Linked DNA regions of Homo sapiens: region 2 is linked to region 1. A link is a loop called in an ENCODE intact Hi-C map of the cell type or tissue named here. Cell type or tissue: MCF 10A. All regions are shown on one strand. Links, peaks and the distances in the headings refer to the core of each region. The heading gives the core; the rest is flanking DNA. Region 1 holds the start of LOC107985590 (a long non-coding RNA gene). Region 2 has its middle 4.8 kb from the start of RASD2.

Region 1 (5,374 bases), core at 306-5,305:
CATTTCTGAGCACTTGGTGCACCAGGCACTGCACTATGGACTTCACTCAAAGTATCTCCCTTAATCCCTCCAACCCCATAGGTGGTAGGACCTGTTATTATCCCCTTTTTTAGATGAGGAAACTGAGGTCAAAGAGGGTGGCCAAGAGGCATTAAAACCAGGCAGGCCAGATCCAGGGGCCACCACATTGCCACCTCTCTGAGTGTGCCTATGCTGTTCCACTGCCTGCAACACCCTCTTTCACTGCCTGGCCCCTGGTGGGCTCGTTTCACCCTCGGGCCTCAATCCCAAAGCCCCCTCCTTGGAGAAGCCTTTTCTATAACACCCTGTTATACAGCATCATGCCACTCTGTCTGTTTGCTTTGTAGAATATGTCTCAAGGTATTTCTTTGAGTTTGCTGTCTGTTGTTCTTTTGTACTCAACGTGCACGCACACACACAGCCACAAACACACATAGTCGTACTTGACTGTGAGAGCAATCACCGTGATTTCGCTTACTGCTGCATCCCTAAAGCAAAACAGAGTTTAGCCAGCCTCCCAGAGGGTCCCCAGAGATCCTGGCTTCTTGGTATGCACACCTTTGTGGAGTCCGCTTCCACGCTGAGCAGAGGACCTGTGCTACTGAGAGGACACTGTGTAAATGCCAAAGTGAGACCTCTGAGGCTGGGTCATGAAAGATATTGCACTTCCTCCTTGGCTCTCTTGGACCACTTGCTCTGGGAGAATACAGCTGCCATGTTGGGAAGACACTCAAGCAGCATTGTGGAGAGATCCACATGGTGAGGGACTGAGGCCTCTGGCCCACAGCCAGCATGACCTGGCCAGCCTTGTGAGGGAGCCACCTTGGAAGTGGATCCTCTCTCCTGTCCAGCCTTAGATGACTGCAGCCCTGACCAACATCCTGCCCACAACTTCATGAGGGATCCTGAGCCAGAACCACCCAGCCAAGCCAGTCCCAAATTCCTGATCCTCACACCTTGTGTGCAAGAAGAAATGCTGATTGTTTTAAGCCACTACGTTTTGGAGTACCTTGTTATGGAGCAAAATTGAATCCAACACTTTCTAAGTAGTTGTTGTATAAAGAGGTGGAGAGATGGATGCTGAATGAGAATAACAATGATTCTCACTCCCTGAGCCCTCTCTGTGTGCTAGGCATAGTGCTAAGTACTTTACATGTGAAACCGTCACACAGCCTTATGAGAAGGCTGCTACCCTCTACCCATTTTATAGATGGAGAAATAGGAACAGTGAGGTTAAATTACTCACCCAACATCCCACCAGCAGTCCTGGGGCTTTGCACCCTGGCAGATTGGGACCAGAGGCTTCACTGCCACATGGCACTGTCTGGGTGTCTCTTGACTCTTCCCAGACCCCCTCTCAGGCTCACTGGGGGCCTGGAAGAGCTCACTGTCACAGTCCGCGTGGCATGCATGCCCTGCAGAGCTAGGAATGCATGGCTCATGGCCTGGTGCCAGTGCCTCTTGTCCCACTGCTGGGAACACTGCCCTGTCACCTACCGGTAGAAGCCAGTTGGACAGAGCAGAAGGAAGAGGATGGCTTCTGTCCAGCCACACCCCATGGGACCAAGTGGCTGTAGGGGCAGGAGTGGGGGTCAGAGAGCTCAGATTCCAGCCGGCTCGTCATGCTGGTCTCCTTAGCAAACCTCCTAAGGTTACACACCCCAGGGTTCTGGCTGGACTCAGAGCCTTCGTCCTCTGGATCTGAAATGATATGGTTGGGACAGAGCTGGAAGTAACAACGGAAAACCCTGAGCCCTTCTTGTCCTCTGAGCAACGGAGGCTAAAAGGATGTTGGGGCCCAGGGAGCATGTAGCACTCAGGCCCACACCATCGTGAGAAGATAGTTGGGCTGGCACAGAGCTGGATGCCTTCTGAGAGGGTACAAGGGGCCTGGGCACAGGATGCCTGGGTCCAGGTCTGGTCTCTATCCGTCACAGTCACTGTGTGACTTCAGGCAAGTTCCTTAACCTCTCTGTGCCTCTAAACAATTCATCTGAACACATGCAGGTGGCAATAGCACCTATTCCCTGAGAATGAATGAGCCTGGTATGAGACAAACACTCATGTGTGCCGGGATGTTTGGTTTTCATAGCACTAACCTTTCCAACAACCTTGCAAGGCAGGTACCATTACTGCCATCTGCCCATGAAGAAACCGAGGTTTGGTTAGGTTAAGTCACTCTCACGGGCCACACACAGCCAGTCTGAGGTGAAGACAGTCAGGATTCAAACCCAAACGAGGTCCTTACCTCTGTGCCACCCTGCTCCTGTTCATTTTTGAGCCTCAGTGCCAGCCACTATGTGTGATCCCTGTTAGACACAATCACTGCTGTCTAGCAAACAGACAGAGTGGGTTGCTTGGGGAAGCAGGGAGCTCCCCATCCCTCCAGAGGTATGCAAGCATAGCCTGGGTGCGGTGGAGGCCTTAAGCATTGGGTCTGGTGTTGAATCCAGTGCCATTTAAGGCCCCTGCTACCCCTAGATTCTGGGGTTCTTCACTATCCTCCCCCAAAGACAGAGAGGGCTTAGCAGGGGAAACTGAAGCCCAGAGCCAGGATATGCCCAAGGTTACTTCATCAAGACGCTGTTGAACCCACCCTCCATCACGCCAGGAGAAAGGCGGGCCCCTTCCTCCAAGGGCCAGGAGAAGGAATAGGGGTAAAAAAAGAAGCCACAGGACCATGGGCAAGGTGAGGGTGAATCCTGAAGACAAAGGTGGCCACTCGGTGGGTGTTCAGAGCCAGGGAGCAGGTGAAGGTTGTCAGAAACAAGGTGAGTGTCAGACACCTTGGACTTCTTTTGGTTCAGTCCCCTCATTTGACAGATGAACAAATCAAGGCCATGGGGGGCCGATCCTCCTGTCCCAGATCCGTAATGCCATGTAGGGCACAGGCTGCTGCGGAAATAAGAGGAAAGGATGTGAAGGAGGTGGGCTGGACTTCACAAAGCCTGCCACTCTGGCACAAAGTGGATGGGATACGGGGTCTCTGGCCCACACTCTGCCCCTGCCCATGCCTCCCTCCTAGCAGATGATGAGCTATTTTCCAAGCATGTAGGATGCACTAAACCCTTCTTGAGGTGTCCTCATAAATTTGAGCCTAACAGCCGCCTGTGAGATAAGGACTGGGAATTTCATCATCTACATTTCTTCAGAAGAGGAAACTGCTGCCAGAGAGGTGAAATCACTTGCCCGAGGCCACAGAGCCAGCCAGGAAGGAGTGAAGCTTAGCAGTGGCCCCTGAGACCTCAGTCACCCTGGACTGGCGTTCCCCTTCCTGGGAGTAAGGGATGAGCACACTGGGTGAGAAAATCTCAGCCTCCGCCCTCTGGAAAATGACTCAGTTCTGGCCCCTGGTCAGGACATGGGGTAGGTGGCCAGACAGCCACAAGGTTGGGCTGTAAGCCTCTAGCGCCCAGGCAGCCCCGCTGCCACCCAGAGCAAGTCACACTCATACGCTCTCCTCAGTTAAAGTGCACAGGCTGAGTGCGGTGACTCAAGCCTGTAAACTCAGCACTGTGGGAGGCCAAGGCAGGAGGATCGCTTGAGGCCAGGAGTTCAGGACCAGCCCAGGCAACATAGTGAGACCCACCCCATCTCTACTAAAAATAAACAAATTTAGCCAGGCGTGGTGGCATGCACCTCTAGTCCCAGCTACTCGGAAGGCTGAGGTAGGAGGATTGCTTGAACTTGGGAGCCTGAGATTGCAACACTGCACTCCAGCCTGGGCAACAGAGTGAGATCTTGTCTCAAAAACAAACAAACAAAAACAAAGTGCACAGTTCAGTGAGTCTTAGCATATCCACAGGTGTGCAACCAGCACCACATCCACTTTAGAACATTTTCACCACCCCCCGAAAGAAACCCAGAAGCACTTAGCCCCCGTCGCCACAACCCGCCTCACCTCTAGCCCTGGACAGCCACATATCTACTTTCCGTATCTATCAATTTGCCTCTTCTGGGTGTTTCATATAAATGGAATCACACGATATATGGCCTTTTTGCAGGCACCGCTTTTTGAAGTCTTACAATAACATTTTGCAATAAAAACAGTGTTCTCTCAATTTTATTTTATTTTATTTATTTATTTTTGAGACAGAGTCTTCTCTGTTACCCAGGCTGGAGTCCAATGGTGCGATCTCGGCTCACTGCAACCTCCGTCTCCCGGGCTCAAGCAATTCTCCTGCCTCAGCATTCTGAGTAGCTGGGATTACAGGTGCCCGCCACCACGCCCAGCTAATTTGTGTATTTTTAGTAGAGACAGGATTTCGCCATGATGGCCAGGCTGGTCTTGAACTCCTGACCCCAGGTGATCCACCTGCCTCGGCCTCCCAAAGTGCTGGGATTACAGGCATGAGCCAGCATGCGTGGCCTGTTCTCTCAACTTTATAGATGAGGAAACTGAGGCTCAGAGTGGTTCAGAGCTTGCCCAAGGTCACCCGGCTCAGAAATGGTGGGTGGGATCTGGAATACGTCTGTCTGACTCCAGAGAACCTCAGCCACCCTTCTTAGGGCCAGAATCCAGAGTGGCCAGACAGCTTCAGGGGCCTAGGTTCAGGGATCTAGGACTGGAAGAAAGGCTGGGAGGGTCGGGGAGTTTGTGAGTCCTGAGGGCCAGGGCTGGAGGGTGAAGGGCCTGGGGAGGGGCACTGGTCCGGCCTCTAGACCCTCGAGTTACAGGGAGAAAAGGAAATATATAAGGCAGCCACTGGGGAAGGGGTGGGGTGGCTAAATGTACCTTCGGGAACTCCTGAGGGCCACCCCTTCTCTGGCACTGATTGGCGCAGTCACAGGTTCCTGATAATTACCCCCTCTCCTGCCTTACTTCCCCCATGGAAACGGTCCCCTCTGCCCACACTCCCAGCCCCCAGCAGCCGCCAGCCTTCCTACGATGACTCAGCCTGAGCCACTGTCCCCTCTGCCACCTCCACCCTCCCCCGACACCTGTCCCTTTCTAGCTGAAGCTGACCCCCAGGACGTGATTATCACCAGCACCCGGGTGGCTGTGCCAGGACTGGCCTGGCCAGCACCTGTTGGGGCTGGGAGACAGCTCTCCCCAGCCTGCCCCCTGGGTCAGCCTACTTGGGGGCCCTCACGCCCTTAGGGGGCTCTACCCACCCCATTCCTGGCAAGTCCCCTTAGGATAAACACAAACATTTCAGGCCCTCTTGAAATACTCTTTGTATTTGTATTATTTTATTTTATTTTATTTTGTGACAGGATCTCACTCTGTCACCAGGCTGGAGTGCAGTGGTGCGATTATGGCTCACTGCAGCCTCAACTTCCCAGGCTCAGGTGATCTTCCTGCCTTGGCCTCTCAAGTAGCTGGGACTAAAATATTATTTATTTTTGTTTA
Region 2 (5,374 bases), core at 317-5,316, 53 kb before region 1:
AATCCTGTCTGAAGGGAGAAAGCTGAAGGAAGTTGTGTTGCCTTTGTGTCTCCATTTGGACCACACTGGGCCCAGGCCAAGGGACTCAATAAACACCTAAAAAGGAGCAAAAGGTCCATAGGCTTGAGAGATGATGATGATGACAACAATGATGGTGGCTATGATGATGACGCTGACGGTGATGGTGATGATGGTGGTGATGATGGTAATAATGATAGTGATGATGGTGGTGATGGTGATGATGATGATGGTGGTGATGGTGGTAAGGGTGGTGATGATAATGGTGATAATGATGATGATGGTGATGATGGGAATGATGGTGATGATGGTGATGATGACAGTGATGATGATGATGGTGATGATGGGGATGATGATGACAGTGATGATGGTGATGATGGTGATGGTGATGATGATGATAGTGATGATGGGGAAGATGATGACAGTGATGGTGGTGATGATGACGATAGCGATGATGGGGATGATGACAGTGATGATTGTGATGATGGTGATGATGATGATGGTGATGATGGGGATGATGATCACAGTGATGATGGTGATGGTGATGATGATGATGGTGATGACGGGGATGATGATGAGAGTGATGATGGTGATGATGGTGATGATGATGGTGATGATGACGGTGATGATTATGGTGATGAAGGCAATGGTGATGATGAGGATGATGGTGATAGTGATGGTAATGATGGTGATGATGACATTAGAAAGAGGGATGCAGTCCAAGCCTTAAGAAGACAACAGGGCATCATAAAAAAAGATCAAAGGATAGTTGTTCAAACACCCAGATATCTTTAAGTCCAGGCTCTGCCTCTAACTAGTCAAGTGACTTTGGGCAAGTTGTGGAATATCTCTGAGTGTCAGTTCTGCCACCTGTAAAACCGAAACAAGAACCCTGCCCTGCATGCTTCACAGGTAGCCTCCATGGGGATCACAAGCATTTTCATACACACAGGCAGCTGTGGTTACTGCTGCTGTATCCGAGAGCAGATCCTAGCCCAGGCAGCTGTTGCTATCAGTCAGACTTAGTTCAAGCTCTGTTATTTCCTTGCTCAGGTGTTGTCAGCCTCAGTTTTCTCATCTACAAATGACTCTAATAATGCTTCTCCACGTAGGGTTGTGGTCTGGCTAAAATGGGTCCATGTAATTACAGGGATCCACCCAGTGCCTGCAAAGAGTGGGGGCTCCATAAATGGTCTTCATTGTGATTGCAAGCCTCTGGTCCACTCCAGCTCTTTCTCTCCTGGCTGCCCACTCAGCTTGGCCCAACCTGGTTGATCACAGTCATCATAGTTCCCTGCAAAAATATTCTGTGGTGCATTCTCAAGGACTAGATGAGGTCACAAAGGGCTGCCCTGTATGGTTGTGTAGGTTGCTTACTGTGCAAGGGCACTCAGCTGAGGAAATAGCTTGTGCCTTTCCTTTCAAAACTGAGAGCTTTCCCTCAAAGCTGAGAGCTTTAAAGACGGCTGCCTCTGCCTGGGAAAGGAACCTTTCTTTTATTTGCATAAAAACAACACATGGGCTGGAAGGCACCTGAATCACCCGTGGTGGGATTAAACCAGCTTGGAAATGTAGACTCGGATGGGTCTCAGAGAGCACCCAACATTCTTGTTGGACAGAGGAAGAAACTGACCACTATTTATTCATTCATCCAACTTTTACTGCCCACTGATTGACAAGTACCACCTCTCCTCTCAAGAGGGCGAGGACCCCATGACAGATTATTACATGCTTTTCAAACCTATTTGGATATTGATTCTGGACATCAAGAGTTTATATAGGAAGCTCTGGCCAGATGCAGTGGCTCACACCTGTAATTTCAACACATTGGGAGGCAGAGGCAGGAAGCTCGCTTGAGCCCAGGAGTTTGAGACCAGCCTGGGCAACATAGCAAGACCCTGTCTCTACAAAAAATTTAAAAATTAGCCGGGTGTGATGGTGCATGCCTGTAATCCTAGGTATTTAGGAGCCTGAGGTGGGAGGATCGCTTGAGCCCAGCAGGTTGAGGCTGTAGTGAGCCATGATCACAACACTGCACTCCAGTGTGAACTACAGAGCAAGACCCTGTCTCCAAAAAAAAAAGAAAAAAAAAAGAGTTTACATAGCAAGTTCAGAGAGTAAAAGATGATGCATTATCCAAATCTATTGGAACCCCAAGTTTCAGATATGAGTAGCAAGAGTTCAGACAGTGAGGGTTGAATCCAAAAGCAAAAGATTTCTGTAAGGCAGCTCCATGGAGCACAGAAGAGAGAGCAACCAAGACTTCCCAGAGGCAGTGATGCTTGATTCCAGAAGGAAAGCTAGGAGCCTGCTGGCAATCCAGAGATGAGCAGCCCCTCAGGCACAGGCTCCAGCATGTGCAAAGACCTAGGGTACAGAGAGCCTGGCAAGCTCAGGGAACTACAAGTCAGTGTCTTTGGCTGGAGCATAAAGGAGGGGAGGAAGAATGCCGGGCAATGAGGGTCAGAGACGTTAAGTGGCCCATTCAAGGGTCACACAGCAAACTTCTGTTTAGTTGGGATTAGAACCCAGGCTCCTGACTGAATTGGGGCTTGCTTGGATCATCGGGCTCAGTGGGTGGGGGGAGGGGCAGCAAGAGGCAGAAATGGTCAGATGCACCGGGGGCAGGGTGTGGCTGGTTCAGCTGTGCTCCTGTTGATCTTTGGCCTGGTGGGGCACCCCTCCTCCCATGTCATTGCCAGTCTGCCTTCAGGGATGTTTGGTGAGGCCTTGAATGCCAGATGAGGTGCCAGCCTGTTCCGGCTATCTGCCCTCTGTACTGACTGGCACCTGACCCAGTGCCCCAGTCCAGCTGAGCTTATGCAGCTGGTGACCCATTGACCTCTGATGAAGTTCAAGGCTGGCACAGATGCCCAGGCCTGCCAAGGCAAGAGACTCAGTTAGAGGCTGTGTAGTCTGGGATGGTGCATTCAGCAGGAAAGAATGAGCCTGTCATGAGCATGTGTTGAACTTGGTCAAGCCACAAACCGTCTCTTTTTTTTTTTTTTTTTGAGACAGAGTCTCACTCTGTCGCCCAGGCTAGAGGGCAGTGGCGCAATCTTGGCTCACTGCAAGCTCCGCCTCCAGGGTTCATGCCATTCTGCTGCCTCAGCCTCCCGAGTAGCTGGGACTACAGGCGCCTGCCATTATGCCCAGCTAATTTTTTCTATTTTTAGTAGAGACAGGGTTTCACCCCGTTAGCCAGGGTGGTCTCGATCTCATGACCTTGCGATCTGCCTGCCTCGGCCTCCCAAAGTGCTGGGATTACAGGCGTGAGCCACCATGCCCAGCCCCATCTCTTTGTCTACAAAACAGGAAGGCTGGGCCACATGACCTCTATGGTATCGCCAACTTCAATCTTCTGGCCAGTGCTTCTCAAACTTTGGCTTGCATCAGAATCACCAGGAGGGCTGGTTAAAACCAGGTGGCCTGGCCTCACTCCCAAAGCTTCAGGTTCACCGGCTTAGAGTGAGGCCTGAGATTCTGCATTTCCAAGTCCCAGATGATGCTGATGCTGCTGGTCCAGGGACCACACTTTGAGAATTACTGCTCTAGCAACCCTGGGTGCACATTAGAATTACTTAGGGGAGCTTTAAACCGTATGGTGATGAAACCCAACTCCAGAGCAATTAAATCAGCATCTCTGAGTGGGGAGCCTGGGTTTTGGTATCTTTTAAAAGCTCCCCTAGGTGATTCTAATGCGCCGCCAGCATTAGGAACTGCTGTTCTAGAAAAGCAGCCTGACGTGTGCTTTTTTTCCTATTGGAATAATTTCTCTTGGACCCCAGCTCAGCCTCTCATTAGCTGCCTGGTTTTGAACAGTCTCCCTGAACCTCAGTTTCCCCTTCTGTAAGTGGGGCTGTTAGGAGGACTAAGTGAAACTCTGCTTCACTGTGTCTGTCCACCCTTCCCTGTGTCCAAGGAGAGCTTGTACGTTTCTTCTGCTCTGAGACTGTTTGGCTGAACACAATTCAATAAGCATTTATTAAAAACTTATAATGTGTGAGATGCTGCCCTTAATGATGTGAGAATAAAAGGATGAATCAGGCTCGGTCCCCACTCAAAAGAGCTCACATGCTAATGGGGGTGACGAGGCATGTGTCCAAAATATGAAGCAGGAAGTAACACCGGCTACGGAGGAAGTAATCATGGTGAAGGCCATTATGTGTGAAGCACTTCGCAGTTTATTTTAATCCTCCCAACAACTCCACGAGGCAGCTACTATTGTAACACCCACTTTTACAGGCCAAGAAACTGAGGCTTAAAGAGAGGACCAGTTACCCACAGCACAAGAGCCAGGCTTTGGTGCTGTGGGAGCCCAGAGGAGGAGATTCACACCATTAGAAAGGCTGGGAGTAAGTTTTGTGGGGAGAAGTGTGGACACAGTGCTTTGAAGAATGTGTAGGAGTTTGATGGGTAAATACAGAGAAAAGGGTATCCCTGATAAGAAACCAGCATACACAAGCTCAGAGGAGGGATAGCTTCTCTTCTTTAGAGACCCGGAAGTGATTTGATTTTGCTGGAATGGAGGTTGAGTGCAGGGCATGGTGGGAATCACGTCCTGGTTGGAGGCCTTGTTCGCTAGGATAAGGAATTTAGATTTTTAGACTTTATATCTTTTTTTTTTTTTTGAGACAGAGTCTTGCTCCGTCGCCCAGGCTAGAGCACAGTGACACGATCTCGGCTCACTGCAACCTCTGCCTCCTGGATACAAGCAATTCTCATGTCCCAGCCTCCCGAGTAGCTGGAATTATAGGCGCACACCACCACGCCTGGGTAGTTTTTATATTTTTAGTATAAAATTATTATATTTTATATTTTTAGTAGTAGGGTTTTGCTATGTTGGCCAGGCTGGTCTCAAACTATTGGCCTCAAGTGATCCTCCCATCTTGGCCTCCCAAAGTGCTGGGATTATAGGCGTGAGCCACCACACCCAGCCCAAGATTTTATATCTTAAGCAATGGGGAGCCCTTGAAAACTCTTGAGCAGGAGGTGGCAGTTTTAGAACAGGGCTAAAATGGTCACAGGTTATATGGGAGAGAGAGGGTGACAGGGAGCCCAGGGACGAAGGGGGCAGCTATGACAAAGGGTCTGATGAGGGATGATAAAGCAAGTGGGTGGGGAGGGGGGAAGGGGAAAATAGGCACATGTGAGAAGTGTGCTGTTGCTACACAAAGCTTCCTTGGGCATCAGTTGATCCCTTATGTGTATTTGCTTATTGACTGAGCCCTACCATACCAGGAGTGGGGGAGGGCAGGAGCAGAAGACAGAGGCTGGGGCAAGTGGACCTCCCAGGGTTCTCACTCCACATGCAGCTCCCCTCGCGACTGGGATATGGTCAGTGGGACATGACCCA

Evidence for each region. Peaks named below come from ENCODE experiments on the same cell type or tissue, not always from the same donor. Only the 100,000 strongest peaks of a DNase experiment are listed, where the experiment ranks them.
Region 2: a loop joins it to region 1, with 12 times the contacts of the local background. A loop is called at or near these places in 7 of 110 quality-filtered maps.

Annotation. Positions count from the first base shown.
Region 1 is chr22:35,586,153-35,591,526 of GRCh38, forward strand. LOC107985590 (a long non-coding RNA gene) reads right to left here and starts at 2,624. Exons shown (of 5, transcript XR_007068163.1): 1 at 2,618-2,624; 2 at 1,576-1,722; 3 at 1,268-1,514. RefSeq lists an enhancer at 3,073-4,048. In MCF 10A, for the core only: no CTCF peak of the experiment used is centred there; a DNase peak (open chromatin) is centred at 3,279.
Region 2 is chr22:35,533,315-35,538,688 of GRCh38, forward strand. It overlaps a transcript of RASD2 not described here. Among named protein-coding and RNA genes, the nearest start is that of RASD2, 4.8 kb to the right of the region's middle. In MCF 10A, for the core only: no CTCF peak of the experiment used is centred there; a DNase peak (open chromatin) is centred at 2,947.